Linked DNA regions of Homo sapiens: all the other regions are linked to region 4. Evidence: chromatin contacts called from ENCODE Hi-C or POLR2A ChIA-PET data. All regions are on one chromosome and are shown on one strand. Each heading gives the region's core, a stretch centred on a gene start or an enhancer-like site at or near the end of the contact. The rest is flanking DNA. Distances are from core to core; before and after follow the strand shown. Region 1 overlaps GRAMD2B (GRAM domain containing 2B). Region 2 overlaps LMNB1-DT (LMNB1 divergent transcript). Region 3 holds the start of DMXL1-DT (DMXL1 divergent transcript). Region 4 holds the start of CEP120 (centrosomal protein 120). Region 5 holds the start of SLC12A2 (solute carrier family 12 member 2).

Region 1 (5,543 bases), core at 2,732-5,231, 3.0 Mb before region 4:
TTTTAACAGCAGGCTGGATGGACTGTCACTGGTTTTAGAGGTTATCTTCTAGGACAGAGAATGAATGAAGGCCAGGTGACGGGTGAGAAAGGAAATGGGAGGAGTCAGAAATGATAACCCAGAGTGAGGCATTGCTAGTAAACTTCACAGCAGAATGTTTCATTACGTTAATACAAATTCCCCTTGAATTACACTTCAAATCTCTTGTCTGACCTTACAAAAATTATGTTTATGCTGATATGCTAATAAATTTTATCCAGAGAGAGAGAGAGAATATATTATGCTAGAAATACATGTATTTGGTCAGAAGAGAATTTTTTACCTGTTAATAGTGCAATAACCTTTTAGGTTAAAACAGACAAAAACCAGGGCCATTAGAAGCCGACTTAGAAGAGAGAAATGTTCACTTTTGTTTTGAGGCACCCCTCTCCACCCCCGTGGAGACGAGCTGTACTACTCTGGCCCTCAGCTAAGCCCCTGAAAGAAGAGCTGCCTCTTACCACTCTGGCATCTACGATAACTACAGCTCTTTCTTTCCTCCTATACCCTTCATTTCCTGTAACTCTGTCTTCTGTTTCATGTAGGAGGAAAAAAAAAAAGAGATCAAAAGCCAGAGAGAGCTTAAAAGACCAAGTACATGGGCATTGTAGCAGAGTTAAAAGTTACTACGGGAGTCCAAAATAGTTCCAGAAACCTGTCGCTTTGTTTCTCCCTCACTCAAACTCTGCATTGCTACTTCCTCAGTCTCCTGTGTTCTGATCTTACAGTGCAGAGCCACACACATATGAGGACAGAGTAGGGTGTTCACAGGATGTGACACACAGGACTCTCCCAGAGGCCAGGTTTCGGTCTCATGCCATATCCCACCAAGTGAATCAACACGGGCATCAGCAGCACACGTGAAAATTCTCTTTGCTTAAATGCCAAGTATTATTACAGCTCAGGATTCTTTTTCTAAAAAAAATTAATGGGACTCAACTTCTAGAGAAGAAAGACACTGTCACTTTAAAAAAGTGGAATATATCTATATATTGGTGAAAGCAGTTTTATGTAAAAGGCTTTGATTTAACCAAAACACCCTCATATTAGACATACGTAAGGAAAAAGAAGCTCATGATATCCCATGGCGAAAAATAAGAGAGTATAGTTTTAGTATTTCAGATTGTGAGGTTTCAAAGGTGTTAATCTACCTAAGGATGTAAATGTCTCTTATCTGTATTTGGCTTTCCTTAGAAGTTATCCATGTGGTTTGTCATGTTAGTGTCAACAATATAGAATTATTCCATATTGTTATTATGTAAAAATATACATGATTTTAATTACAACTATCAAGATATGGAATAATTGTGGAACTAGTGATAGCTCCTCACTGCTGTTAAAATGTTTACCCCAATATTTTAAATATAACTAACTTTTACGGGATAGAAGAATTAGATTGAATATAATTTGTACATGACAGTACCACTTTCAAGGAAATAAGCAGTGGATCTAAAAGATTTTAATTTTATATTTGACATCTTTATTTACTGTCCTTAATTTCTCCCACCACAAATATGCATTTTCTCTATCTGGACTTGAAACGCATCGCTTTGGAAAACACATCTCTGCCTCTTCCCTCTTCCTTGCCACTCCTTTCTACTGGATTTCCCGGATGACTTTATATTTGCATGGTGCTTTGCCGTTCAAAAAGCATTCATACCCGTGACACCATGATACCACACTAACCCTCATGCAGGCATGAAAGACAGGTGTGTTAGACAGGTGTTTGAGGCCGGCATGTAAGACAGGTGTTATCCACATTTCACAAATAAGGAAACAAAGATGAGTTCGCTGAGGGCCCACACAACTCCAATCTTAGTGACTGAAGCCTCTATTACTCTCATACTATGACTAGCCTTCTCTTTCCAAGCCCGGTCAGACACCAAGACCTGTAGACTTTACCTCCTTAATATTTTCCAGTTAAGTCCCCTCTTTTTCTTTCCCTAATTTGGTTGGCTTAGCTAGGGTCCTTAATGCCTCCTGCCTGGACCACTATACCTCCCTACCTCATTTGAGTTATATGTGACCCCTCCTCCTTCCATCTATATGGAAGATCACTGTGCTCTGTGATCTTTGTAAAGCCCAAATATGATCATATCATTCCTTCTCCTCCTTTAAAACCCCTTTGGTTCTCTGTTGCCTACAGGATAAAGCTGAAGATGAGTACAGAAAACAGGTCCTCTGCAATGTGAAGCCTCCCTTTCTGGCTTTGAACCTCTTGTCATGCTGCCCCCAAGCACCCTCCTCCTGGGCTGCCATGCCTTCTCTGTGGTCCCTTGCAAGCACTGTTTATCTTTCAAGATTTAGCTCTTGATGGGGTCACCTCCTACCTGGCAACTTCCCCAACCCCCTCTAGGTCCTAAGGACTGACCTCTTCTTCTTTGTGCTCCTTTCCAGTACCCTGTGACTGTCATGGCAACTGTATCACTTTAGTATGTGGTTTATTTAAAAATTATAAATGGGGTCAGGTGCTGTGGCTCACACTTGTAATCCCAGCACTTTGGGAGGCTGAGGCGGGTGGGTTACTTGAGGTCAGGAGTTTGAGACCAGCCTGCTCAGTGAAACCCTCTCTCTACTAAAAAATACAAAAATTAGCTGGATGTGGTGGTGCATGCCTGTAATCCCACCTACTTGGGAGGCTGAGGCAGAAGAATTGCTTGAACCTGGGAGGCGGAGGTTGCAGTAAGCCGAGATCATGCCACACTGTGCTCCAAACTGGGCAACAGAGTGAGACTATTTTTTAAAAAAAAAAAAAATTATAAATGGGCTACTGTTTACTTGTCTTTGCCCTGCTTTGACCATATGCCTCTGGAGGGCAGGATCCTGGTCTTTTCACATCTCTGTATCCCCACAAAAAGGTTCAATTCATTTACCTTAAGGACTTCATGTTCCTTAAATCAGCTCTAAAGGCCAGGCTTTCTGATCTCTTTCTTTTTTTTTTTTTTTCTTTTTTTGAGACGGAGTCTTGCTCTGTCGCCCAGGCTGGAGTGCAGTGGCACGATCTCGGCTCACTGCAAGCTCCGCCTCCCGGGTTCACGCCATTCTCCTGCCTCAGCCTCCTGAGTAGCTGGGACTACAGGCGCCCGCCACCACGCCCGGCTAATTTTTTGTATTTTTTTAGTAGAGACGGGGTTTCACCGTGTTATCGAGGATGGTCTCAATCTTCTGACCTCATGATCTGCCCGCCTTGGCCTCCCAAAGTGCTGGGATTACAGGCGTGAGCCACTGCGCCCGGCCTAGGCTTTCTGATTTCTAGCCCAGGGCCCATTTTGGCTACACCAGACAGTATAAATAGCAATAGGAATGGATGTACTTCACTTGGAATTCCTGGGCTTGGGAAAACTGGCATGGGAAAGGCCAGGAGTTTTCTGCTGGGGTTTGGATCCTCTTCTGGAACAACCCCCCATAATTCAGTAGACTAAAGTACTGAGGGTGCTTTTGGTGAGGCAACCGCCTGCCCTTCCAATTCCTTCAGACAAAGATTAGACAGATGGATCCTGTGAAGGTTATGGCGAAAGAAGGAACATTTCCATCGAGGGAGCTTTACCATTTCTTCCCACGAAACTAGGTGAAAGGTAGTGGAGTCTGCCTAGTTACTGAGGCCAAATGATCTCATAATTACTGCTGGGAGGGGCCGTCATGCCTTAGTTTGCTTTACTTTGCTAGAGTGTAAAGGGTAATGCTTAGATATTAGATTCCAAGAAACGGAAAGGAAAGAGGATTGCTTTCCTTCATTTTATGCCTTCTTGGAAATGGAGAAGTTTCCAGGAGAAGAATCTGTATTCCATGGTCTGTGGCTTCCTAAGAGTAGCTCAAGTCCCAGTTTCTGGGAGTGGCATCTTCATAAGGATGTTTATCATATTTCAGTGTCTTAGTAAGGGCCCCAGTTTCCTCGCCTCCACACCAAATCCTCCTCCCTCAGCCTGTGTCACAGAGCTGCTCTCCGTCACACCTTACTCAAATTGAGAACACATAGGTTTTTTTTTTTTTTTTTTTTAATTTTTAAAAGCTTGGGGAATGTAAACATTTTCTACATGACTAATGAAGCTAGGCATTGTAGATAAGAGAAGCAGTGAATGTTTTAAAATCAGTCACGGTTACTGCTGGATTTTATTAGAAACACTCAGACTGGTCTAGTTTTGGGGGGTTAATATGAAATTTATAGCACAGCTGAGTAAATAAGGGTATCCACTTATTTTCAGAAATGATTTTTGAAGTTTAAACCACTTACTATGAACATTTTATAACATAGAAAACAGGTACAAAGTAGATAGAATAGTATAAACAAGGCAATCTTGTTTCATCTATATACCTGTAGCCCACCACTCCTACCTCCTACTGGTTTTGAGACAAATCCCAGACCACACTATCTTTTCATCTGTAACTATTGCAGTGTATAACTCTACAAGATAAAGATTCTTTGAAAAAATAAACACAATACCAATATCAAACCTTAAGGCTAAAAATTGTAATTGATTTTTAAAAAAATGAGTGAAATATGGCTGTTTTTCAGGGAAACTATTAGCACAATGTAGTAGTATTTAGGATTGGAGTGGACTAAAGCATCTCTAGGCACACTGTTGGGTATCTGGTTACCCAGTAGGGGACTTGGGAGAGTTCCTGTTCTCACACTAGTCCACATGGCTCTTGCTAGCACAGCAGTAGGAGCTGCCTACTTTGACATCACCAGGTACCAGGACCCCTTTTCTCTTGCCCTTCCTGCTCTGGCTATACTGGAGAGAGGAAGAAATGGAAATGCCATTCCCCAATCTCAACACCTGAGTCAGATTCGGCTCTCTTGAAGCTGAAGAAGAGAGATTCCCAATGACACGAATCAGCATGAAAGGAATTATGGTTGTGAACAGAATGTATCAAAGTGGGTGGTGTCCATGACTCTAGGTGGGATGATGGAGTCACTCTGCATCCTGTCTGTGCCTCAGGCTGCAGCTGCTTCTCTTTAATCTGCCCTCCCACCCCCTCCTCACCCCCCACTCCCCACCACATACCCAAGAGACAGTGAGAGAAACCTGAGCAGCAGCAGACATGGGGTGATGTGATATCCAGGCTGCCCACTTCCTCTGGCCCGTCAATACTTTGTGTCAGCAAGTCCTCAGGCTGTGCTGGCCCTCAAGATTGTCTGGATTTTTCATATGAAAAAAAGCTCAACATCACTGATCATTAGAGAAATACAAATCAAAACCACAATGAGATACCATCTCACACCAGTGAATGGCGATTATTAAAAAGTGAAGAAAAAACAGATGCTGGCAAGGCTGCAGAGAAAAAGGAACACTTTTACATTGTTGGTGGGAGTGTAAATTAGTTCAATTATTGTGGAAGAGAGTGTGGCAATTCCTTAAAGACCCAGAGGCAAAAATACCATTTGACCCAGTAATCCCATTACTGGGTATGTACCCAAAGGAACAGAAATCATTCTGTTATAAAGATACAGGCACAAGTATGTTCACTGCAGCATTATTCACAATAGCAAAGTCATGGAATCA
Region 2 (6,202 bases), core at 2,988-5,487, 3.3 Mb before region 4:
TGTTTTTTGTTTTTTTGTTTTTAAGTAAAAATACGTTATACTTCCTTTCAGAATTCCATCATCACTTGGGAGATTTCTGCGAATCATCACTAAAGCCATTCACTTTCTCATAACTAAACAAGAATCTTCTTCTGGAGTTAAGTATCAGATATGAATGTTCTCACTGACCTCAGGAAGCAAAAGTCCTAAATCATTATATGGCAGTGAAGGTACAAAAAAAAAAAAAAATCAGCAGGAAATAAAGCGGAACTGCTGCCAACACATACAAGCTGCAGTAGCACCCACAAAATGTGTAGTATCTATTCTAACACATTCATTGGACTGATTACATTGGCTCATAGACTTGGTTAACTCTGGAAGAACATAATAGGTGTTTATTGTTTACTATGGGGATGGGAAACATAATTAAGTCTATAGTCTCCAATTCTTCTCAAGTTCAAATGAAACCAACACTTTTGGTTTTGTCTTAACATTCAGGATGTGTTTCTAATTAAACTGAAATCACAGTAAGCACCTCCACTTTCTTTCTTGGGATCTCTATCATGAAAATTAATTGTGTGATTTTCCCCTCCCACCCAACCCCGCTTCTTCTGGAAAAAGCTATATTTACACTTGCTATACCTGAAAATCCCCATTTGGGGCAGAGTAGGCATTATGGCATTTGTCTGATCTCTGGTGTGCCCAAAAAGAAATCGCCTGAAACTGGGGGCATATTAAGAATGCAAATGGTGATTTGGGTTAGAGTTCCAACCTGTAGCTAACTAGAACATCCTTTCATTGACTTCTACTCTCTCAATTAGTGTTTTGTTTTTTTTTTTGGTTTTTTTTTTTTGAGACGGAGTCTTGCTCTGCCGGCAGGCTGGAGTGATGCAGCACGATCTTGGCTCACTGCAACCTCCGACTTCCTGGTTCAAGTGATTCTCCTGCCTCAGCCTCCCAAGTAGCTGGGATTACAGGCACGTGCCACCACGCCCAGATAATTTTTGTATTTTTAGCAGAGACAGGGTTTCACTATGTTGGCCAGGATTGTCTTGAACTCCTGACCTCGTGATCCGCCTGCCTTGAGCCTCTCAAAGTGCTGGGATTATAGGTGTGAGCCACTGCGCCCGGCCTTTTTTTTTTTTTTTTTTTTTTTTGAGATGGAGTCTCGCTCTGTTGCCCAGGCTGGAGTGCAGTGGCTTGATCTCGGCTCACTGCAACCTCCAACTCCCGAGTTCAAGCAATTATCTTGCCTCAACCTCTCCAGTAGCTGGGATTACATGTGCCTGCCACAGGGTTTCACCATGTTGGACCAGGTTGGTCTCGAACTCCTGGCCTCAGATTATCTGCCCGCCTCGGTCTCCCAAAGTGCTGGGATTACAAGCATGAGTCACTGGGCCTGGCCTAGTGTTCTTTATCACTCAAATAATTGTTAGACGATCTTAAGAGAACTCCTAGTCCTACGTTTTTGTGAGGATGTCTTATAAGACCACACATTTCCTGGTCTAAATGCAAATTTCAAACATCTCTTAGAGGTTTTTTCGTTAAGTTCAGTGAGTGAGTCTTATTGTTACCTACAGGTAGTTGGATAGGCAGGAGCCAGACAGGAGAGGGCTCTCCCCCACCCACTAAGCCTATCAGCAATTACGGCATTGCCTCTCCGAGTGCGATAATTCGGCAGCGCCAGGGAAAAGGCATTTCCTGAGGGTCCACACCTGTTAATATGAAATGTTAATTGAATGCAAGCCTCAGGGAGAAGAAACTTCCTGGGCATGCATATTAAGAGGCAAAAATGGCGAATTATGATCTTCCAGGTAAACTCCACCGGCAAAAGGAAGAAAGCCTCAGATAGGCATGCTTATGACTCCCTAAACACACTGCGCTGTGCTCAATTCCAAAGGGTAAGGAGGGCACTGTGCAGGCGGGCAGCCCACCCTAAGGGAAGAATCATGGGAAAGAGGTGAGCTTATACAAGTCCTAGTATCACCGGGCGCGGTGGTTCATGCCTGTAATCACACCGCTGCACTCCAGCCTGGTGACAGAGGGAGACTCCGTCTCAAAAAAAAAGTCCTAGTATCACAGTTAAATGGGGCACTTGACTCTCCCTTTTTGTTCTTTGGGTCTCTTCCAAGTGTGCTTTCCTTCTTTCCTATTCTAAAGCCGTTTTAAACAAACTTCTATTCCTGCTCCGAAACTTGTCTCGCTCCTTATGCCCTTCAGTAGAATTCTTTCTTCTGAGAAGGCAAGAACCAAAGTTGCTGCGTACCTATACAGATGTAAGGCTGGATAGGTGGCTGGTAACTCAGGGTGGCTCTGATCTCTTCCGCTGGTAACATTATTGTCAGCGGAAACTGACAATTCCCGCCACACTGAGTGAGTCCTCCAGCACCAGAACCCTGACCAATTCACCTTTGCATCCCTAGTGCCTAGCATCATTCCTGCTATTAGGAAGTTCAATAAATATTTATCAAATAAGCATATCATTTATCTTCCCTACTAGACTTTTCTTCTCAGAGAGATTAAGAGCCACGTGGACTTAAACTTTAGATTGGACACAGGTCTGACAAATTAGATGCACAGGGAAAGGACTTAAAACATTTATTTAGGGCCGGGCGCGGTGGCTCACGCCTTTAATCCCAGCACTTTGGGAGGCCGAGGCAGGTGGATCACGAGGTCAGGAGATCGAGACTATCCTGGCCAACACGGTGAAACCCCGTCTCCACTAAAAAAAAAAATACAAAAAATTAGCCGGGCATGGTGGCGGGCGCCTGTAGTCCCAGCTACTTGGGAGGCTGAGGCAGGAGAATGGCGTGAACCCGGGAGGCGGAGCTTGCAGTGAGCCGAGATCGCCCCACTGCACTCCAGCCTGGGCGACAAGGCAAGACTCCATCTCAAAACAAAAAAAAATTTTTTTTATTTAACATATATTTGTCAAATTAAATAAAAAGTAGTATGTTAAGAAAAAACAAAGATATTTCAAATACAGAGTCTACAGTGAAGTTGTGGAGACTGAACAAGGAATATATTTTTTAAAACAACCAGGGTGGGCCTGGTGGCTTATGCCTGTAATTCCGACACTTTGGGTGGCTGAGGTGGGTGGATTGCTTGAGCTCAAGAATTTTGGCAATATAGAAAGACCGCGTATCTATAAAAAATCAAAATAAATTTTAAAAAAGAAAAAAGCCAGGCGCGGTGGCTCAGGCCTGTAATCCCAACACTTTGGGGGGCCAAAGCGGGCAGATCACGAGGTCAGGAGTTCGAGACCAGCCTGGCCAACATGGTGAAACCCCGTCTCTACTAAAGATACAAAAAATTAGCGGAGCGTGGTGGTGCGCACCTGTAATCCCAGGTACTCGGGAGACTGAGGCAGAATTGCTTGTACCCGATAGGCAGAGGTTGCAGTGAGCCAAGACTACACCATTGCACTCCAGCCTGGGCCACAGGGCGAGACTCCGTCTCAAAAAGGAAGAAAGAAAGAACGAATGTAAAGAAAGACTGAAAGAGAAAGAAAGAAAGGAGAGAGGGAGGGAAGAAAGAAAAGAAAGGAAGGAAGGAAGGATGGAAGGAAGGAAGGAAAGAAAGAAAGAAAAAAGAAAGAAAGGAAGAAAGAAAGAAGAAAGAAAGAAAGAAAGAAAGAAAGAAAGAAAGAAAGAAAGAAAGAAAGAAAGAAAAAGGAAGGAAGGAGAGAGGGAGGGAAGAAAGGAAGGAAGGAAGGAAAAAGAAAGAGAAAGAAAGAAGGGAGGGAGGGAGGGAAGAAAGAAAGGGAAGGAAGAAAGGAAGGAGAGAAAGAAAGAAAGAGAAAGAAAAAGAGAGAGAAAGAAAGAAATAAATAAAAAAAGAAAGAGGGAGGGAGAGGGGGAGGGAAGAAAGAAAAGAAAGGAAGGAAGGAGAGAAAGAAAGAAAGAGAAAGAAAAAGAAAGAAAGAAAGAAAGAAAGAAAGAAAGAAAGAAAGAAAGAAAGAAAGAAAGAAGAGAGAGAAAGAAAGAAAGAAAAGAAAAAGAACCACAACCCACTAAAAATCCCTGGGTTTTGTGCTTGGAGCCAAAGAAGTAGCCTTCAATGCAAGCGCCACTGAAGGGAAATCCTGGTGGGCTGGGGATCTGGGGGCGGGCCTCAAGTGAGAAGTAGAACCTACTCTGACTGTGAAGCCTGAGCAAGAGTCAGACACAACGACAAACCAACCACTTCCACCTACACAGGGTTCCTAAATAGTCACCACCCCCACTCTTTTCAGTTGGATGATGAGTCAACTAAAACTCTCATCAAAGCTGCCAGGCTTTTTGCCCCCTGCTGTTTTTAGACCCAAGACGAAATCCTCAAGGTACTGAAGGAGATCAGAATCTGCCACCCCCAAATATGCCACTTCCGCATAAAGATGATTTTGAGCTGATGGCAATTAGGAAGCAGCACATGAAGGAAGAACTCCGTGTCCTCCCACTTTCTGCCTAAAAGCAGGGCATAAAATCCTCCTTCTAAAGGTGTTTTCCTTTTCTATATCAGAGAGAGGAAAATGACTCTTATTTGCATAACAAGGCTTACTAAACGACACTTATCTACTATACATTTCCTGGTCACCTTCCTGCCATTTACCACTTTTAGAAGGCCAAACTCTTTTTCCTCTGTCTGGTCACTTCTCCACCAGTTATTGCTTTTCATTAAAATGGTATATAAGCCCTTGGGTCTAACTACCTCTTTGGGTTTCCACTTTATTTCTGTAAAGTCCCCGTGCACATACAAATGTTAACATTAATAAATGCTATGATTTGAATATTTGTCCCCTCCAAAACTCATGTTGAAATTTAATTTTCAGGCCAGGTGTGGTGGCTCACACCTGTAATCCCAGCACTTTGGGAGGCTGAGGCAGGTGGATCACCTGAGGTCAGGGGTTCAATACCAGCCTGGCCAACATGGTGAAACCCCATCTCTAGTAAAAATACAAAAATTAGCCAGGCATGGTGGTGCACACCTATAATCCCAGCTACTCTGGAGGCTGAGGCAGGAGAATAGCTTGAACCGAGGAGGCAGAGATTGCATGAGCCAAGACCACGCCACTGCACTCCAGCCTGGACGACAGAGGGAGACTCCATCTCAAAAAAATTTAAAAAAGAAAAGAAATTTAATTTTCAACGTGGTAATACTGACAGGTGGGACCTTTAAGAGGTGAATAATGAATTAGTGGGATAGTGTGGTAATGGGACTGGTAGCTTTATAAGAAGAGGAGGATCTGAGCTAGCATGCCCAGCCCCATCACCATGCAATGCCCTACACTGCCTTGTCACTCTGTAGAGAGTCTCCACCAGCAAGAAGGCCCTCACCAAGTGCAGCCCTCTGACCTTGGACTTCTCAGCTTCCATAACTGTAAGAAATATTTTTTGTTGGCGGAGCACGGTGGCTTACGGCTGTAATCCCAGCACTTTGGGAGGCTGAGGCGGGTGGATCACGAGGTCAGGAGTTGGAGACCAGCCTGGCCAATATGGTGAAACTCCATCTCTACTAAAATACAAAAATTAGCTGGGCATGGTGGCACGCACCTGTAGTCCCAGGTGCTTGGGAGGCTGAGGCAGGAGAATTGCTTGAACCCGGGAGGTGGAGGTTGCAGTGAGCCAAGATCGCGCCACCACACTCCAGCCTGGGCAACAAGAGTGAAACTCTGTCTCAAAAACAAAAACAAAAAATAAATATTTTTTGTCTATATATTATCCAGTTTCCAGTGTTCTGCTCTAAGCAACAGAAAACAAAGAGAATAAAGTAACGTATGCCTTTGCTACTGTTAATGTCTTTTGTGAGTTTAATTTGCAGGCCCCAGTTACTAAACCTAAGAGGAAAGGTTTTGTTTCATTTTGTTTTGTTTTTCTCCCTTGCAGCCTAACAAAAAACAAAACAAAACAAAACAAAACAAAAATAAACTTCTCCAATAAAATAGTATGCTTGAAGAAGGAGTTACTTACTGTTTTTGGCCAGTGTTGACTAAAGGGTTAACTCAGCATCTACCCCTTCCAAGGAGTCTGTGTGGGAGGAGAGAGGAGAGGACTGATTACATTCTTTCTCCACACAAGCTTTCACCTATCCTCCTCCTGAAAATAACTCTTTATCTAGAACTTAAGTGGGATAGGGTCTAATGGAATTTCATGTGTGAAATTTTTATTTTTTTAATATGAGAAAAAGAAACAACAAACTAGTGCAGCAAATGCCACTGAATTGTACACTTAAAAAAGGTTAATGG
Region 3 (5,615 bases), core at 2,004-4,503, 4.4 Mb after region 4:
GCTCCAGACCAGCCTGACCAACATGGTGAAACCCCACCTCTACTAAAAAATACAAAATTAGCAGGGCATGGTGGCACATGCCTGTAATCCCAGCTTCTCAGGAGGCTGAGGCAGGAGAATCTCTTGAACACAGGAGGCGGAAGTTGCAGTGAGCTAAGATCGCGCCATTGCACTCCAGCCTGGGCAACGACAGCGAAACTCCGTCTCAAAAAAAAAAAACAACACAAAACAACTCAAGAAGTAAACAATAGATTCTGCCTTTTAACATGAGAGAAGAAAAAAGGGCGATTTCAAGAGAGAAAAATTTAAGGTGTATATAAGTGTCCAGGATAATGAGCGTAAGCAACTTAAAGAGTCAAGGATGAACAGGCTGCAAAGGAAAACCATGACTGTTAAATCCTTAAAATTCCATCAAAACTAAAGAGAGCTGAACTCTCTTTATACTTAAAAATTTATTTTTAGTTTATTTACTGAATGCTTCCAGAGACCTGGAAGAAATCTGCAGTAGGCTTGGTGGGAGATTAAATCCTACTCAATGGAAATGAACTTTAAAATTCAGCAGAACTGAGCAACAAGCTACATGATGGTACAGGATGACCATCTATCTAATCCTCCTCGGCACATTAACTGATCTCTCCTTAAAAACAATACACAGACATTCACCAAGGTTTTATAGAGGAATGCATCCAGGTATATAAATAGGCCATCATACTGCATATGCTTTGAAGTTCACACCACTGCTTACATAGATTGTGAATGCCTTCTTAGAAAAAATTCTTAGGGCTGGGCATGGTGGCTCACGCCTCTAATCCTAGCATTTTGGGAGGCTGAAGTGGGAGGATCACTTGAGCCCAGGAAGTCAAGACCAGCCTGGGCAACATAAGGAGACCCCTCTCTACAAAAAATAGAAAACTTAGCCAGCCGTGGTGATTAGAATCTGTAGTCCTAGCTCCTCAGGAGCCTAAGGTGGAAGGACGGCTTGTGCCGGGGAGGTCGAGGCTGCAGTGAGCTGTGATCCCGCCACTGCACTCCAGCCTAGGTGACAGAGGGAGACCTCATTTCAAAAGTTTTTAAAAAGCAAAAGTTCTTAGAATTTACACTGGAGAAAGCACTCATATAAATTTAGGAAATGACAGAGAATGCAACAATATTATCCTATAATTTCCCACTAGGAAAACCTTCTAAGGATGATGTTTACTTTCCTCTCAAGCAGCAAGAGCAGAGAGCAATGCCCAGGTGTAAGGAAACTATAGTTGCTCACTGGGACCCTCAGAGCTCACTCTTTTCCCAAGTATTCAGGCTGGGCAAACATTTAGAATTGGAATCCCGATAATTAAGATGTGTATGAGTCAATCTAAAGGGGAGGTACAGTCTCTATTTGAAAACAAAATGCTTCTTGGCACAATTCTAAAAGTACAATTCAGGCATTAAATGCCTCCACCATTTTAAATGCTGAGTATTATTTATTCTGACCAACAAAGACCACAGAAAAATTAAAAGCAGAGAAAAAGATTAGAAATTTAACACTCCTAAACCTGGGGCATTGGTTACGTTGTTTACTTTGTGTCACTTATACAAAATTAAGTTTTACTTTTATTTTTTTTAAAGAAAAAAGCCTACAGCACTTAGTATTCCCAGGCAGTGACAAGTTTTACTTTTAATCACAACTAAAGAGGTATCTACACAAATTGTAGCAAAAATCATTAGCATTATAAATTTATGTAGATAAAAGTATCATGTGCAATTACTGACTTATATTTTGAAATTGTTATTAAAAAAAAACCTATAGTTAAGGTAGAAAAATGCCACTATACTGACAAGTAGCCCGAAATTTGGTGCCCTCTTCTTGTCAATATGTGACCAATGAAAAGCAAGTTAAGCAACCTTAACCTGGGATTACCAGGTTATTGTAAAATATCCAAGAAATATTTTTAAAAATGAAAAGGCTTTTTTTTCTTTCCGAAGTTATTTCTCAGGGAATTAGAAAAGAAAATAAATGAAAAACACTGTTCTCAAGGCTAGTTGTTGATGGCAAACAATTGGTAATTGTTTTGAGACACCCACTTTTTAACTACAAAGATACTTGACCTTAACTTAGAATACAAAATGAAACCAATCTCCACTATTCCTAAATTTGACAATTTGAACCTATAGAATGGTATAAAAAAGCCCCCAACTCGTTACTCAACAAAGATTTTTGAACAAACGACTTTGGCAAAGCACCCTGGCCCAAGGCAGACAGACCAAAAACTTTAAAAATCCTACAAAATATTCTAACTTGAGTTCAGGCTCCATACAGTACCTCACTGACCGACATGGTTTTGCTTCCTTAGTTCTCAAGGGCCAGGTCTGCTGGGTTCTGGGTGGTAAGGACCCCCCTGGGGAGACAAGACCTCGCGCCTCTGCCCGTCGTTCTGGGCCAAGCTCGGCCCAGAATGACGGGCAAAGGCCGGGCCACGGGCGACGCGAGGGCCTCCCTCACTCACCGTGAAGCGCTGGTCGCCAATGCTGCCCACGGAGAAGCAGTGGTCGCCAGGGTTCACAGCCCCGGTCAGCACCTGGTGCAGGTTCATGTCGGCGCCCTAGTCCTGCAACGGACACCGCATCCAGCTCATGCCACGGGTCAGCGGCTGCTTCCCTCCCTCCTTCCCTCAGGGGCGGCGGCCGCTCTTCGGTGGCGACGGCAGAAGCAGCGACAGGCGCCTGGAGCCGGAGCCGCTCAGCTGGGGCCCGCGACTCATCCCGAGCCCCGGAGGGCGAGGCCCGGAGGGGGCGGGTCGGCGAGAGGGCGGAGCGCCGCGCTCCTTCGCGCACCTGTCACTCCCCGCGCTAGCCCAGGTGAAGCTCAGGGTCCCCTCACCGGCCACGACCCGGGGCCGACTCACCGGCCAGGAAGGCCGCGCTGTCCACACACTTCCTCTGGACCTCGGGCAGCCGCTCCTGACCCAGCCCGAGTGGCGCAAGCAGTACGCGCTCGCACTCCCCGCCTGACCTGTCCCTTCCCGGCTCCGGTGCCCGCCACCCCCACAGTCCTCCGCCACTCACTACGCGCCTCTGGATCCCTGCGGCCGAAATATCGCGAGACTTCGCTCGGGGCAGCTGCTACTGTGGTAAAGAATTCACTTTTTTACCACAGCGTGCGTATCAGCAAGTGAACATAAAAACGCCTCTTCTAGTCAGAAACTGGCCAATCCCGACCCCCGGTCCACCTAGGGCTCCGCCCACCACCGAGAATAAGCCAATCTCTTTGAGGCTTCTACAGGAGAACGCCGTGCGTTTGAGCTTGAACCTGATAAGCCTGGCAGAAGCCTGATGAACCCAGAATGAGTGAGATGTGGTAAGTTGTGCTTTAGGTTAGGGCGTCATCTAACTGTTGGGCCAGAAAATTTAAAGGGGAGAAGTGCATCCTAAAGGGAGTTGCAGTTTCCTCGGTTCTGGTAGGACTACAAGTCCCAATATGCACCGCTCCCCCGGGCGACCTGAGTGTCTCTTGAGTAAATGTGACCCTTGAAACGTCTACGTTAGCAGCTTAATGGTTTCTCCAGCCTTGCGCGTGTTTCCAAGTCCCTAAACGGGATGGTTTTTGAAAGGCTCGAACACTTGACAAGTAGGAAAGTGGTATTTTCTTAGCCTAAGTTATCTTAACACGTGATTTGAAATAGTGCTGGTAATAACAACACACCAGCCCTGCATTGAGCGTTTGTTTTGGAAAAGAACCTAGGAATTCCAGAATGATCAGAGTCACAGCTACAAACTGAGATTCAACTCTCATTGTATTTTGACACAAGTTTTGTATTATAATTGACAAACATCTGTTTATATGTCTCCCCCTGTATACCGTAAGCCTCTTTGGAATACAGAGGAACAGGACACAAGTCTGTCCTTAATGTCTAGCACCGCACCAGTCCCACCCATTCAGGGTGTTCTGTAAATGTTGCATGAATGTGTATAGAAACTCTCCAAATAGGCCAGGCACGGTGACTCACGCCTATTATTCCAGAACTTTGGGAGGCCGAGGAGGGTGAATCACGAGGTCAGGAGTTCGAGACCAGCCTGGCCAACATAGTGAAACCCCCTTCTCTACTAAAAATACAAAAATTAGCCGGGCGTGGTGGCTCCCACCTGTAATCCCAGCTACTCGGGAGGTTGAGGCAGGAGAATCACTTGAACCCGGGAGGCAGAGGTTGTAGTGAGCCAAGACCCCCGTTGCACTCCAGCCTGGGTGACAGAGTGAGATCCCGTCTCAAAACAAACAACCCTCAAAACTCTCCAATAGGCCAGGCACGATGGCTCACGCCTGTAATCCCAGCACTTTGGTAAGTCGAGGTGGGGGCGGGGGGATCACCTGAGGTTGGGAGTTCGAGACCAGCCTGGCTAACATTGTGAAACCCAGTTTCTACTAAAAATTAAAAAATTAGCCTGGCATGGTGGCACGCGCCTGTAATCCCAGCTACTGGGAAGCTGAGGCGAGAGAATCGCTTGAACCTGGGAGACGGAGGTTGCAGTGAGCCAAGATCGTGTCATTGCACTCCAGCTTGGGCAACAAGAGAGAAAGTCAAAAAAAAAAAAAAAAAAGAGAGAAAAGAAAATAAAGAAACTCCCCCTTTTGTTGTAGTATGAAGACTTCAAACTATAATAATACTAGGGTGGGACGAGTACTAGTAAATTTATTTCCTTTTATTTTTACTACATTTTTTGCAATGTACATTTACTTTGTCTGACAATAAAAAGCTACTTACGAGATACTTTTTAGTTCATAAGTGGGATGATTGTGTGTTCACACTTGTGTGAGACGTCCCTCCCTCAAACCTTGTTGCGCCATCATCTGCACATTACCCATCTGATGTGGGGAAAAAAAAAAAACCCGAAACTTATTTAAAAAATGAATTTCATTATGTATTCCAGGCTTTTCATAAGATAAGGGACAAAACTTAATTTGTCTTTTTTTAAAATATACTTATTTTTTGAGGTCTAACATACCTACAGTTTGTCTTTTATTATTTCAAATTATACTTCAAGTGCTTTTTAATTTTATATTTTAGACCCAGAACCAGGATTGTTGTACTTGTGTGGCTCCCACATAAATTCTGTGGCTGGTTCATAATTTAACATGTTTACTCATTCTATTTTGCCCATTTGTTAGTTTTGAAGAGCATTCCACGTATTAGAATAAAACTGAGCAACAAGATGCGGGGCGCGGTGGCTCACGCCTGTAATCCCAGCACTTTGGGAGGCCAAGGCGGGCAGATCATGAGGTCAGGAGATCAAGACCGTCCTGGCTAACACAGTGAAACCCCGTCTCTACAGAAAATACAGAAAAAAAAATTAGCCAGGCGTGGTGGCGGGCACCTATAGTCCCAGCTATTTAGGAGGCTGAGGCAGGAGAATGGCGTGAACCCGGGAGGCGGAGCTTGCAGTGAGCAGAGCTTGCGCCACTGCACTCCAGCCTGGGCGACAGAGCAAGACTCCATCCCAAAAACAAAACAAAACAAAACAAAAAACAACAAACAAACAAAATTCCCTTTGCCTCCAAGATGCTGCCCCTCACAGATCATCTCCTAATGTCATAAAATTCCCCTACTAAGGTTCTGTCGAATCCTAAATCTATTCCTGAT
Region 4 (6,104 bases), core at 3,305-5,804:
GCGATTTCATCGTGTCCTAGGCCCCTCACAGAAGCAATCCCATTTAATTCTGACAAAAACCATGTGAGGAAAGGACTAATACCCTGTTTTACAGATGGAAAAACAGGTTCAGAGATAAGTGACTTGGCTAAGTCACAAAGCTAATAAGTCATGGAACCTGAAATTCAGGGACATATGACTCTTTGATACTGGGTTATCTTGCCTCTCTTATGATAGATGTTAGAGGCCCTTCTTCCAGGGATCAAAGATGCCTAAATTAATTGCCAAGTTAAATTACAGTAGATCCTGAATTGAAAGGGTTCTGTCTTCTTGACACTAAGCGATGAGGACTAGTTATCACTTTCATGCCCATTGCCTCTTTCTAATGGAGGCAATTTTAGAAGCACCTCTTGAAGTTGGGTCTGGCACCATGCTTTTACAAACTGCAGTTATTCAACAGATGGGCTAATTTTATTAGTCTTTGGGAGCTTGCCTAAAATTTTATGAAGTGTGTGTGTATTTGTGTGTATACAGTGGAAGAGGCTGAAGAAGAGAAACATAGCTCATCATTCCTCCTGTGGTGGTCCACAGAAGTGGTTGACGAAAAAAAATATAGAGAAATCCTACAAAGTAAAATGTTTTTCCAAAAGGTAAAACAACTACAGCAAAGAAAGTCTTAAAATATGTCAGAATGCTTTGTTTTATTCTTTTTTTGATAGAAAGTTATGGAAATAGAAAGCCACCTAATATGATTAGTTACTAGGTTGACAAACTAATAAATTCAGAATCAAGCCTTTCATCAATTCTGTCAGTTTCACCCAGGCGTGGTGGCTCACACCTGTAATCCCAACACTTTGGGAGACCAAAGCGGGTGAATCACCTGAGGTCAGGAGTTCGAAACCAGCCTGGACAACACGGTGAAACTTCATCTCTACTAAAAATATAAAAATGAGCTGGGTGTAGTGGTGTGCACCTGTAATCCCAGCTACTCAGGAGGTTGAGGCAGGAGAATCACTTGAACCTGGGAGGCGGAGGTTGCAGTGAGCTGTGAGCCAAGATCGTACCACTGCACTCCAGCGTGGGTGACAGAGCAAGACTCCATCTCAAAAAATAAATAAATAAAATAAAAAACCTGTCAGTTTAAATTTATAAGCTTATAGTGTAATGAATCTCATATTGTCTTATAGATAAAAATTACATGTTACTAGCATTTACTTACATATTTTGAAACAGTAATTGGTACTTTATTAACTTACAACAAGATTTTCCCTCATAAATTTAAGCTTAAATGTGATGATTTATACTAGAACTGAAGTTACTACTGTTTAATATCACATATGAAAGGAAATTAGATTATAGAAAAACAGATATAGATGATGATAGGATTATAATTCCATTTCTAGATGAGGAATTTCATATCATTGATTTTGTACATTCTGTTAGAGGAAGCACCAGGCCAACTAAATTGGTGACTTTTCAGTAGCTGTGCTGAAAGTGATTTTAGAAATGATGTTGTTCAGGAGGAAAATCCAAATAAAGGGAATCATGTGAAATTTACTACATGAAAAAGTTTCTTTGTTAATTTTAATAATCTGTCAGATTTTTTATGACCTAAAACTATTCTATGGCATACAGTAATGGTTTATAATCTAGGTGTGAAGCCCTGCTAGATATCCTAAAGCAAAACAACAAGGTATGCTGATGGACAGTTCCTGGCTCTTTTCACAGCTACTACTTAAAGTCTGAGATTGTTCATATAAAAAATAGTAACTAAGTGGCATTTACTACATTTAAGTCCTGCACTAAAGAACCATGCATACTATCGTTTTATAGCTGAAACTGAGGCTCAAAGAGGGAAAGTGATTTGCTTAAGGTCACCTGACATGCAAATAGCAAAGGTAGGTCCCAAACTCTGATCTTCTGGGGTACTCATTCCATCAGAGGTACTTGGGCCTCTCTTTGTCTATAATGCTAAGTACTGTCTTGCACCACTGATAACATTATACTTCGCTTGTGGTTAATTTGTTTCCTAATCTTTAAGTGTTGTTAATGTGTACATATTTATTAGACTTCTCAACAGAGGATATGTTAAACCACAACATTGGTATTATACCAACAAAATTCAGACTGTGGTAAACTCTGCAGACACGACCAGTTTCTTCAATAAAGAATTTCAAGAAAAAAAAAAGAAGGATTGGGTACCTCCATTAGTCCGTTTTCATACTACTATAAAGAACTGCCCAAGACTGGGTAATTTCAAAAGGAAAGAGGTTTAATTGACTCATAGTTCAGCATGGCTAGGGAGGCCTCAGGAAACTTATGGTCATGGCAGAAGGCAAAGGGGAAGCAAGGCACCTTCCTCACAAGGCAGCAAGAAGGAGAAGAGTGAGTGAGTAAAGGGGGAAGAGCGCTTAATAAAACCGTCAGATCTCCTGAGAACTCACTGACTATCAGGAGAATAGCATGGAGGAAACCACCCCCATGATTCAATTACCTCCATCTGGTCCCTTCCTTGACACTTGGGGGTTGTGGGGATTACAATTCAAAATGAGATTTTGGTGGGGGCACAAAGCCTAACCATATACATTAAAAAAGACAAGAGACATACCAACCATTGTATTTTGGAACTTGTTTGGATCCTGATTTGAAAAAACCGACTGCAAACAAATTATTAGACAATCAGAGAAATTTGAACAGTATATATTTAATGGGATTAAGAAATTTTTGTTAATTATTAAGTGTAATAATGGGATTGTGGTTAAATACTTAATATTTTAAGATTCTTTAAGAAGTCGTTATCTTTTTTTTTTTTTTTTTTTTTGAGACTGAGTCTTTCTCTGTGGCCCAGGCTGGAGCGCTGTGGCATGATACCGGCTCACTGCAACCTCTGCCTCATGATTTCAAGCGATTCTCGTGCCTCAGCCTTCTCGTGCTTCAGCCTCCCAAGTAGCTGGGATTTCTGGCTTGCGCTACCACGTCTGGCTAATTTTTGTATTTTTAGTAGAGACGGAGTTCTGCTATGTTGGCCAGGTTGGTCTCGAACTCCTGACTCAAGTGATCCGCCCACCTCAGCCTCCCAAAGTGCTGGGATTACAGATGTGAGCCACTACCACACCTGGCCAAAAAGTCTTCATCTTTTAGAAGTACGTATCCAAAAAGATGAATTGATGTGATGTTGGGGATTTCTTTAAAAATAACACAACAGATGAAGATGATTGGTCTTAAGTTGATAATCGTTGAAGCTGGGGTCTGGGTAACTGGGGGTTCATTATATCATTCTGCTTTCTTTAAAGTATGTTTGACATCTTCCACAAAAATAATGCATTGTTCAATGATGAATCCAAAGTAGATCATTACTTTGATTTTACATTGAATAGTGCTTCATTTTAAGAATGCCTGTGATAGGACCTGAAAGGGCCTTAGAAGTAATTAGTCCAATCTCTACATATTCCTCCTTTTCTTTTGGGCAGAAAGCAAAGAAGGAAGAATAAAGAAGAGGAAGAAGAAAACAATAGTGATATTATATTATTTGCTCTCAAAATAACTTCTAAATTTCCAAAACAAGGAAGCAATAGAAGAAAAAGAAAACAGCGAGATATTATATTTGCTCTCAAAACAACTTCTCAATTTACAAAACCAGAAAGTAATAGGAGAAGCCGCACTTATGTCCACTACCTAGTGCTATCTCTGCAGCTTTATTTTATTATGATTTACTTTTGTTTTCCGAAGCAGAATTTTTCCCAAACTTAATAGTGTCCACGATCGCTCCAACCAATTCGGTTATTTAAGTTTCAAGCTAGATAACCTCCAAAAGAACTTTGCCTTTGACTTGAATACATGCTTCTTGCAATTTGAGTAGTGTTTAGGAGGCCGTTCCCTTTACAAGTCTTGAACCGTTTCTTAAATCTGAATTTGGGAGACGTTAAGGGGAAAGGGTCGGCAGACAGCACCTCAATGCCTTGTTTATTTTTGGTTTTGAGTTTGCTAATAACTTTGTCATCGGGGGTGGAAGAACCTTTATATTTCATTGCCCACGTGACAGTGTTTTTGTTTTAGGGGTAATTTCTAAGGGACAGGAAATTCTCGGGGAGTTTACGTCAGCTTTAACAAGTACAGTAATTACCGTATTGAAGCTACTTGTTTTCAAAGGTCGGAAATTTGAGGTGCCGCGTGAGCACGATTTAGGGACTTTAGAGTTTAGATTTAAGTCATTATTTTTTTGTGATTTAATTTTTTAAGCAGTGTTGACACTGGGTACGTCAACTAAGCTAGGTTTTTTTGTTTTTTTAATCCCCACTAATATAACTCTCAGGTTGTGGCTGAAGCATAAAGCAGGTAATACGCTACACTCACGCTCCTTAAAGGCTACGCAGCTTCAGGAAGCGTTTACAGCAGTAGTGCGCTTGCGCAGCTGGTCCCACACCAAGTCGCCCGCCTCTCCTCGTCCGGCTAGCAGAGGGCGCTGTGAGGTAATGAAGGCGTCCTCCTTAGGGCTCTGGAACAGAGCGTAAAAGGGCGGGAGGCGAAGCTCGCTGACGGGCGTTCTAGCCTTGACTGCTCTGTCTCTATCACCCGTTGTCCTCCAACCTCCCCTGGGCACTGGGCCTGCGGGCCTGGTTGCTAGGCGGAAGCTGGGCGCGGCGGCGGCCGCTGCGGCCGCCCGGGCGTTTGAAAAGCGGCTACGCAGGCGGCAAAAGGTCCTCGGGTGGCGGGCTTGTCTCTGCTTGCAGACTGGCAGGGCTGCAGCGTGGCTTTTTCCTTGAGTCGGGGCACAGTTAGGATCTGGGCTGGCGGCCCGAGGCAGAGGAGCCGGGCGCGCTGCAGCAGACGGCGGTGGGACCTGGCTGCGGAGCGGGGTCCGGGCATCAGGGACCGGGGGCGGGCAGTGGGGGTCCCGCCGGGGGTCCCGGATTACCCGCGACTCAACTGGACCTCACTTCCCCCCAGCCGCCTTCGCCCCCGGACCGCTCACCGCAACCATGGTCTCCAAATCCGACCAATTGCTCATCGTCGTGTCCATCCTAGAAGGTGAGCAGCCTGAGGCTTGCTTTTGCAACTGCTGCCTCCCGAGTTTTAAAAGCTTAGTGTGGGACCGAGGCCTTGTTAACCTTAAGAACCCTGTCATCTGTGCTTTTGTGGTCCCCACAGACTTGTTCAAAGTTGTACGTAGTGAGGTCTGTTAGGCAATTGATTTAAAAATCTCTCCAGGGATATGAGCGCTATTAGGGATAAGTGATATTTAGCGTGACTAGCCGTAGCCCCAGAGAATCTAGAGAAAACGATTTTCATCCAAAGCAGCACGTCGATGGCTTTTATATATGAGCTGAACGTGGTCCTGAGAAGCGCGTTCTGATCAGCGGTTCCCAATAATAGCACTTGTAAGAGCTTTGACTTGAATACAGGCTTCCTGCGATTCCAGAAGTGTTCCGGAGGCAATTCCCTTTACACGTCTTGCTGGAGGACTCAGGGGACTACAGTTCTTAAGAGGGTGTATTATACATTCCTTAAAAGGTGTGTTTTGGATGAATGACATTGGTTTATTGGGACTCATTGAGTGTCAGACACTGTGCTGGGAATGTAAGAATGAAACAGTCCTGATTCTAAAAAGCTAAGGATGTAGCAAGGAGAGTGTGTCAGCAAATAATTCATCAGGATGTGGAAGACCCTAATGAATGACCACCTCTGTCTAAGGAAACTGCGGAAGTTTCACTAGAGGAGGTGGCATTTTTTGGGGTCCTACAGATGATTAGGAATTTGTCAGGTGAAAAAAGGAAGGGCATTCCAGGCAAAGAGAAGAGCAGGGAGCACTTAAAGTATGGAAAAGCAAGACACGTTTTGCCTTGCTTAATTAAATTCACTCAGTAAACATTGGTTAAATTCAGTGTGGTTGGAGAACAGATTTGCAAGAAAGTGGAGGGCATAGGAGATAACAGGTGAATTGAGGACACTTTACGAATAGTATGTTAAGAAGGAGTCATCTTGAGCCAGAGCAGAAGCCTGGCTGCATTTTTTCCCCCATGGGAGAGTGTTTTATAAAGGCCTGGCACTGTGTGAGGGATGAGAGCAAAGGAAACATTGTAATCCTAATCTTTGAATTTTGGAACAAGAGACTGACCAGAAAAGCC
Region 5 (5,848 bases), core at 3,179-5,678, 4.7 Mb before region 4:
TCTCTAACAGACCTTTAAACAATCTCCAAGTCCAATGCCAGACCCTATTTTCTGTTCTCTTATCTACCACTCTCCCTAAGTAATTTAGTCCATGACCTTAAGCAACCAAATCTTTATATGTAAATATATATATTTACATATGTTTATATACAGACACACACACACACACACACACACACACACACAGAGCCTCCTCCACGACTCTTGGAATAAGTTGTCTTTGTCTTTATAGGCTACTGAAACAGAATAGCCTCAAATACAAACTTCTCCCAACCACCAAATCTATTCCTCCTCCAGTATTTCTCATCTCAAGCAACAGTACCAACATCTATTAAGTTTCTCAAGTTCAAAATCTACAAGTCAGCTTCTTTCTCACTCCCACATCCAATCCTTTGTGCCACCAACCTTTACTATCTCTCAACCAGACCACAGTAATCACTTGAGTCTCTTTGCTTCCATTCTTGCCCCTGCCAATCCATTCTCCACCCAGAGCCTAAAGATGTTAAAACAAAATGGGTCATGTGGCTACCCCACACAAAATTCTTCAATAGCGTCCCACTACATTTATAATGAAAAATAGTTATCTCCTTTTAGTTATGTTAATATACCACTCTTTCTCACCCCATTACCTTCATGTGCGCTGTCCCTTTGGTCAGGACTGTCATTCCACCCAATCATCAACTTACCCTTCAGGTCTCAGCTTCAATGTCATACTTCTCAAAAAAACGCCTTCCCAAAACCCAATTAAAATTAGGTCCTATTCTATCTTTACAAGTATCCTTTTCTTTCGTAACACTTAAAAAACAGTTATTAACTATGTTATTTGTCCAACTACTTTGTTAATGTCTGTCTAGGCAGAAGCAGTAACTGGTTTGCTAATCACCACATAATCCCACAATGTCACAAGCATGTTGTCAACATCTAAGATACCCCCTTCCCCAATAACTCATAAATGGAGAACTCATGCCTACTGGTCCTAGAATGGCTATATAATATAGCAAGATGCACCAAGGATATTTATCTTTTCCCCTACAGTTGGACATCTAGACAAAATACTTTTAAAAAGTCAGTGATGGATAATGAAAGGAATTCAACTGGAGGGAAGACAATCCAGTCCTTTTCCCTAACAAGTTTCTGAAGTATTTTACTTCTTTTCTTCTTCTGTAGTTCCCAACACAGAGTTAGTCCCATGGTAGATAATTATGCACTTAGTAGACCAAAGTAGAGTATATGCCAATCAATCGACTGCTAGAATTAGGTGTTATAAAAATTCTAAATATTATAATTCACTGAAGGCTAGAAACATTACAGAAGGTGTTAGAGAGGTAGAAGTCAATTTAGACAGAGTAAGGGACAACTTCTGGGGATCCAGCCAACCTGTTATAACCCCTCCTGTCTGCCCCTCTTTCGACAGTGATGTATAGTCATATTTGTACTACTTAACACCCATTTCTTTAATCCATCTGCTAAAATTCTAAGCAAAATTATCTTCAACATGTAGTTATTAGTTAAGCCAATAAAACAGTGGCCATAAAGATTATGAGTGGCAGAAGGTAAACTACAAAGAATTAAAGTACCTGTTGCATAAATGAAACTGAACATAATATTTATATACTACATTCACCTAATAACGTAAGAATTAACAGAATCTAAAATTGAGATCCTAGAGTCTTCTGAAGGGCCAATATAAGAGGGAAATAACAACTAGGTATTATTTTCCAGGCACTGAACATGGTCATTTTTATTGCGCTTTTTTTCTAATCTTCATGATAACCCTGAAAAGCTGAAGCTAAGAGGTTGGGTGATTTCTTCAACTACCATACAACTAACAGTACAGGTGTTGTTTTTTAGATACTTTGAACCAAAAAGCCAAGCAAAAAACACAAACACACAAATCTAAAGTTTTGGAGAACTTGAAGTGCTTTGTTATTGAGATAATTTAATTTAAAGTAGCAAAAACTTCCCTAGGAAGCATATAAGCTCAACATATATACCTTTCAATTGGATGTCTTTCTAAAACTTATGGGTAAATACAGATCACTTTACTGCTCACATACTTGGCTTTGGTAAAATAAATCTAAAATATATCTGTATAATATTTTCATTAGTAAAACTGTCCTAAGATAATGAAAATTGCCAGCTCCATATCTACTTTTGTCTACAATGATTTTTGAGTTTTGAAAAGAAAAAAGAATAGACTTGATAGAAACTACAGGAGTATGAATAAAAAATGTTTTAGACATTGTTTTGCTTCTGATTATGACAAAATACCACAATGGAATAACAAGAATAGTATTATCTAAAGCTAAATGATCTCAGGCTTTTAAACAATCAATAAGCTGTAAGAGCTCTGTAATTACCTCTGTGTGAATGTTACATTATCAAACACTGGGACAAGTACAATCTTGTATGAAATCACTGTATGAGATCAAATAATCATATCCAAAAGAAATCACATACTGGATTTAAACTTGTCCAAACTGTGATCATTTCAACCTATGTGGTACCATCCTCTTGCGTTCACAAATTCCATCAATGTAGTCATTACACACTTGTAAAGGAAGACTTCAAGTAATCCCGGCTCATAAAAAAGTTAAACATTAACGAAATCTCAAAAGCATCAATGTTATCTCAAAACAGTGACATTGAACGCTGAAGAAATAAGTCTTATGTGACCATAAAAAATAGTTACAAAAATCAATGAGTTTATGGGGATGGTTTTCTGTTTACAAAGTGTAACTGCTTATGGCAAAGACCCCACAGGTCTTTCTGGTCATCCTCTACAGAAAAACCAATTCTCCTGTTTCCCTTTTTTCTTTAAAGACTCGCCTCTGTCCCTTTTTTTTTAAATATACACCTCTCCCAAAACGTTTTCATCGCAAAAAAAAAGAGTTATGCCATTATTAGGAACAGCGTGTCCCAAGACAAGATCTCTATGATCCTTTGTATATTCAAGATTGCAAGAATTGAGCTTTAATAACTCATAGACCATAAACACACCCTGTTAAGGTTTTCCTTCAAACAGCAACATTCCCACTCTTGCGATCCCTAATAGGCGTACATAAGCCACACAACACAATCTTTCAAAACGACACAGATGGTAGGTGCTCTCCAACCTCTCTCGAGAGATCCTCACTGCACATTCTCCTCTAAAGGGCCCACAAACACTACTGTCATTCAGAGGGATGGTGACTGTTGAGCGTGGGTGGGAAAGAAAGTGCACACGAGATACCTAACTGGATGGGGAAGGTTGTTAGAGGCAGCCCTCCGGTATCACGTAACTAGCCAAACCCGCTACAAACTTTTGAGAGATTAAGTTAACATTCCTCGGCAATTCCACCCTTGACAGCTGAATCCAGAGATGCCAGCAAGTCGTGCACGTCTACTACTCCCGCCACCTCAACTCGGGAAGAGTCTGCAGCCACATCCCGCGGTCGGCATGCACCAGGGGCTGGGGAAGAAGGGAGGGCTGGGCGAGCTCACCTTTTCCAGCTCGTCGTGGAGCTCCGCCAGGCTAGGCCGGAGCAGCTTCTCGCCCAGCTGCGCGGCTGTGTGCCGGTAGTGATCGATCCTGGGCACAGCGTCCATGGTGTTGTGGCCGAAGGTGCGCAGGTAGTAGGTGTTGGTGTGGGTATCATAATAGTAGTGCTGGTGGTGCCCACTGCCGCCGCCGCCGCCGGAGTGCAGGCTGCTGCCCTCGCTCAGCACCGTGTCCCCGCCGTTCTGGAAGCTCACGTTGGGCCCGTCGACTCCGACCCCGGCAGCATCTGACAGGCTGTCTTCAGCCGACGAGGAGGCAGCTGGGTCCACGAAGTTCACGCGGAAGCGGCCCTTGGCTTCCTCGCTGCCTTTAGCCGGCTCGCTCTCGCCGCTGGCTTCCCCGTCCGCGGGGGTCTGCTTGGCCCCCGCCCCAGCACCAGCCGCCGCCGCTGCCGCCGCCGCCGCCGCCGCCGCAGCAGCGGCCCGCCCGGCGTTCTCGGAAACCAGGTCCACCTGGAAACGGCTCTGGCTCGGGGTGGGCCCCAAGGGTCTGCCCAGCCCGTCCCCGGCCGCCGCGGGGCCCTCATCGCGGACCCCGCCGCCGTCCCGGCTCGCGGGCGCAGCATCCTCCGGCACCGAGGGCACAGCCGTGCCGGGCAGTTCCACCCTGGCTGCGGCCAGCGCAGCGGCTGACGGCGTCTCCCCGACCCCGGCCAGTCCCGGGGCGCCGGAGGAGGGCGCCGTGGGCCGCGGCTCCATAGCTGCCCGACCCCCGGCGGAACTGCAGAGCCCGGCGGACGTCTCCGGCAGCACGCCCTCCACACCCCTGGCCGGCGGTGGCCACAGCCGCAAGACCAGGTGAGAGAGTCTTTCTCCCCGCCGCCTGCGGGCCGCCGCTAGCCTGGACGGCCACAGAGGCCACCGGCAGCCGAGCGAGCGCGCGAGTGTGGCGGGCGCGGGGCGGGCCCCGCTGTTTAAAGCCTCGGCGGGGCTGCGGCGGCGGCGGCTCCGGCAGCAGCACGCGGGAGGCGGGGCCGGAGGCTCCTCCGCCCCTCAGCCCGCCCACCCGCGGTCCCGCAGCGGCGCGCGGCTGACGCTCCCTCAGCGATCCGGCCCTCCGCGGCTCCTGCGCGACCCCACGCAAAAGCGCCCCGTGCGAAGAGCGCGGCCAGCCAGTCCGCAAAGGGCCTCGGGCAGTGCGGGCAGCACGAACGGCGCGATCGGGGAGCAGGCGCGGCTACGCTCCGCCTCAGTGATGTCGCCGGGAGGATCTCCGCGCGGCTACCTCCTCTTCCGCCGCCTTCCTCCCACGCCTTCACCTCCCTCCCCCGCCGCGCTCTGCGGCGAAAAGGAGCGGGCTCCCAGGCCACCTCCCCTCTCTCCACCCAGGGGCCGCGCGTCAGTGGACCTGCAGCCCAGGCAACGGGGCTGCGGACGGCGCGCGTGCCCTGCCTCGCCTCACGCCGGTAGCTGATGCTCCCGCGGCAGCTGCCACCCCAGCGCCCCAGCCACGGCTTCAGAGGCTCTCGCACGCTGGCTTTTTTTTTTTCCCCCCGCTTTGGTGAACTCGCAGTACTTGGGCTGAGCCCGAAATCTCGCGAGATGCTGCAGGCGTCAGTGCGGCTTCCCACTAGGCGCGTGGTACCCGAGGCCGGGCCGGAGCCGCAGGCCAGCCGCGATTCCTTCGGGCGATGCTGGGGGCTTTCCGGTCGGGGCCGCAGCCGCTTCCGGAGCCGCGGGCGAGGTGCGTTCCCCAGCCTGGTTTGCTCTGGGCTCTGACCCGCCGCCGCGAATCTCCGCTCGTAACTCCGGGCCTGAACCTGGAGGAGGGAGGATTTCCTCTGTGCAGCTTTCGAGCGGTAGACTCACCCTGCCAGGCAGACCTAGATTGGCATAACCAGAGATCAGTTCCAGTTGTGATGCAGTGGGTGTCTACACACTTCTGATGACACCTTTATTTTAAAAGCTGATGTTCCAAGGTGAGAAGGGAGCTTCTTTGAGACGTCATGTTGTTTCAAGACGAGTTTTAATTTAAGGCATTTCCAAAAGTGATATGCAGCTCATCTCTCAGAATACAATGCCGGCAATAACTACCCGTGGAGTCCTTACCAGGAGGTTTCTGCGTGATTTGGGTTGTGCAGAATTCCTCTGCTTATATAGAAACAGAAAGGTACTCCTCTGCAGGTCTAGTTTCTCTTCGGTAAAATGTAAGGGAATATAACTGTGTTCCCACTTTCTTAGCAGCAGAAATTTTTAAACCTATAGATTATGCCCAAAGTCCTAAGTAAAATCAATGAATGGCGTCCTCCAATTACTTGGTTTTTATTTATGTACTTTTTTTTTTTTTTTTTGAGACGGAGTCTCGCTC

What was found. A loop is a pair of places that touch in the nucleus more often than their neighbours do. ChIA-PET counts read pairs that join two places held with the same protein, here RNA polymerase II (POLR2A). Pooled maps may share reads with other maps.
Region 1: a map of naive thymus-derived CD4-positive, alpha-beta T cell shows a loop between it and region 4 (4-fold over the local background). The contact joins the enhancer-like site here to the promoter of CEP120 in region 4. A Hi-C loop is called at or near these places in 1 of 168 maps with a recorded cell type or tissue (naive thymus-derived CD4-positive, alpha-beta T cell), 3 of 37 single-sample maps with no recorded cell type and 7 of 50 pooled maps.
Region 2: a loop to region 4 is called in a pooled map, with 4 times the contacts of the local background. The contact joins the enhancer-like site here to the promoter of CEP120 in region 4. A Hi-C loop is called at or near these places in 1 of 37 single-sample maps with no recorded cell type and 1 of 50 pooled maps. POLR2A ChIA-PET finds 5 or more read pairs at or near these places in 1 of 52 experiments (GM12878).
Region 3: a loop to region 4 is called in a map of CD8-positive, alpha-beta T cell, with 13 times the contacts of the local background. The contact joins the promoter of DMXL1-DT here to the promoter of CEP120 in region 4. A Hi-C loop is called at or near these places in 2 of 168 maps with a recorded cell type or tissue (CD8-positive, alpha-beta T cell and naive thymus-derived CD4-positive, alpha-beta T cell) and 9 of 50 pooled maps. POLR2A ChIA-PET finds 5 or more read pairs at or near these places in 1 of 52 experiments (CD4-positive, alpha-beta T cell).
Region 5: a loop to region 4 is called in a map of natural killer cell, with 13 times the contacts of the local background. The contact joins the promoter of SLC12A2 here to the promoter of CEP120 in region 4. A Hi-C loop is called at or near these places in 4 of 168 maps with a recorded cell type or tissue (CD4-positive, alpha-beta memory T cell, CD8-positive, alpha-beta T cell, naive thymus-derived CD4-positive, alpha-beta T cell and 1 more) and 10 of 50 pooled maps. POLR2A ChIA-PET finds 5 or more read pairs at or near these places in 3 of 52 experiments (CD4-positive, alpha-beta T cell, CD4-positive, alpha-beta memory T cell and activated T-cell).

What each region holds. Positions count from the first base shown.
Region 1 is chr5:126,445,114-126,450,656 of GRCh38, reverse strand. All of the region lies in intron 1 of GRAMD2B (GRAM domain containing 2B), which reads right to left. Among named protein-coding and RNA genes, the nearest start is that of GRAMD2B, 24 kb to the right of the region's middle. RefSeq lists an enhancer at 4,632-5,543. Within about 2 kb of position 3,981, at least 10 of the 41 ENCODE cell types and tissues checked have a DNase peak (open chromatin) inside an H3K27ac peak, as active enhancers do.
Region 2 is chr5:126,746,271-126,752,472 of GRCh38, reverse strand. It overlaps LMNB1-DT (LMNB1 divergent transcript), which reads left to right. Exons shown (of 4, transcript NR_134485.1): 4 at 52-510. Among named protein-coding and RNA genes, the nearest start is that of LMNB1-DT, 27 kb to the left of the region's middle. RefSeq lists enhancers at 2,260-3,185, 4,318-4,367. Within about 2 kb of position 4,237, at least 9 of the 41 ENCODE cell types and tissues checked have a DNase peak (open chromatin) inside an H3K27ac peak, as active enhancers do; they include GM12878, where a contact is called at or near this core.
Region 3 is chr5:119,068,528-119,074,142 of GRCh38, reverse strand. DMXL1-DT (DMXL1 divergent transcript) reads left to right here and starts at 3,253. Exons shown (of 3, transcript NR_134250.1): 1 at 3,253-3,337. It overlaps DMXL1 (Dmx like 1), which reads right to left and starts at 3,056. Exons shown (of 44, transcript NM_001290321.3): 1 at 2,487-3,056. The coding sequence starts at 2,573. It overlaps LOC124901209 (small nucleolar RNA U13), which reads left to right and starts at 4,743; the gene lies at 4,743-4,846. RefSeq lists silencers at 2,620-2,899, 3,210-3,289.
Region 4 is chr5:123,421,853-123,427,956 of GRCh38, reverse strand. It overlaps CEP120 (centrosomal protein 120), which reads left to right and starts at 4,554. Exons shown (of 20, transcript NM_001375405.1): 1 at 4,554-5,007. The coding sequence starts at 4,959. RefSeq lists a silencer at 4,854-5,013 and an enhancer at 4,343-5,288.
Region 5 is chr5:128,082,346-128,088,193 of GRCh38, reverse strand. SLC12A2 (solute carrier family 12 member 2) reads right to left here and starts at 4,428. Exons shown (of 27, transcript NM_001046.3): 1 at 3,484-4,428. The coding sequence starts at 4,239. SLC12A2-DT (SLC12A2 divergent transcript) reads left to right here and starts at 5,019. Exons shown (of 4, transcript NR_152813.1): 1 at 5,019-5,224. RefSeq lists an enhancer at 3,275-3,444 and a silencer at 3,935-4,764.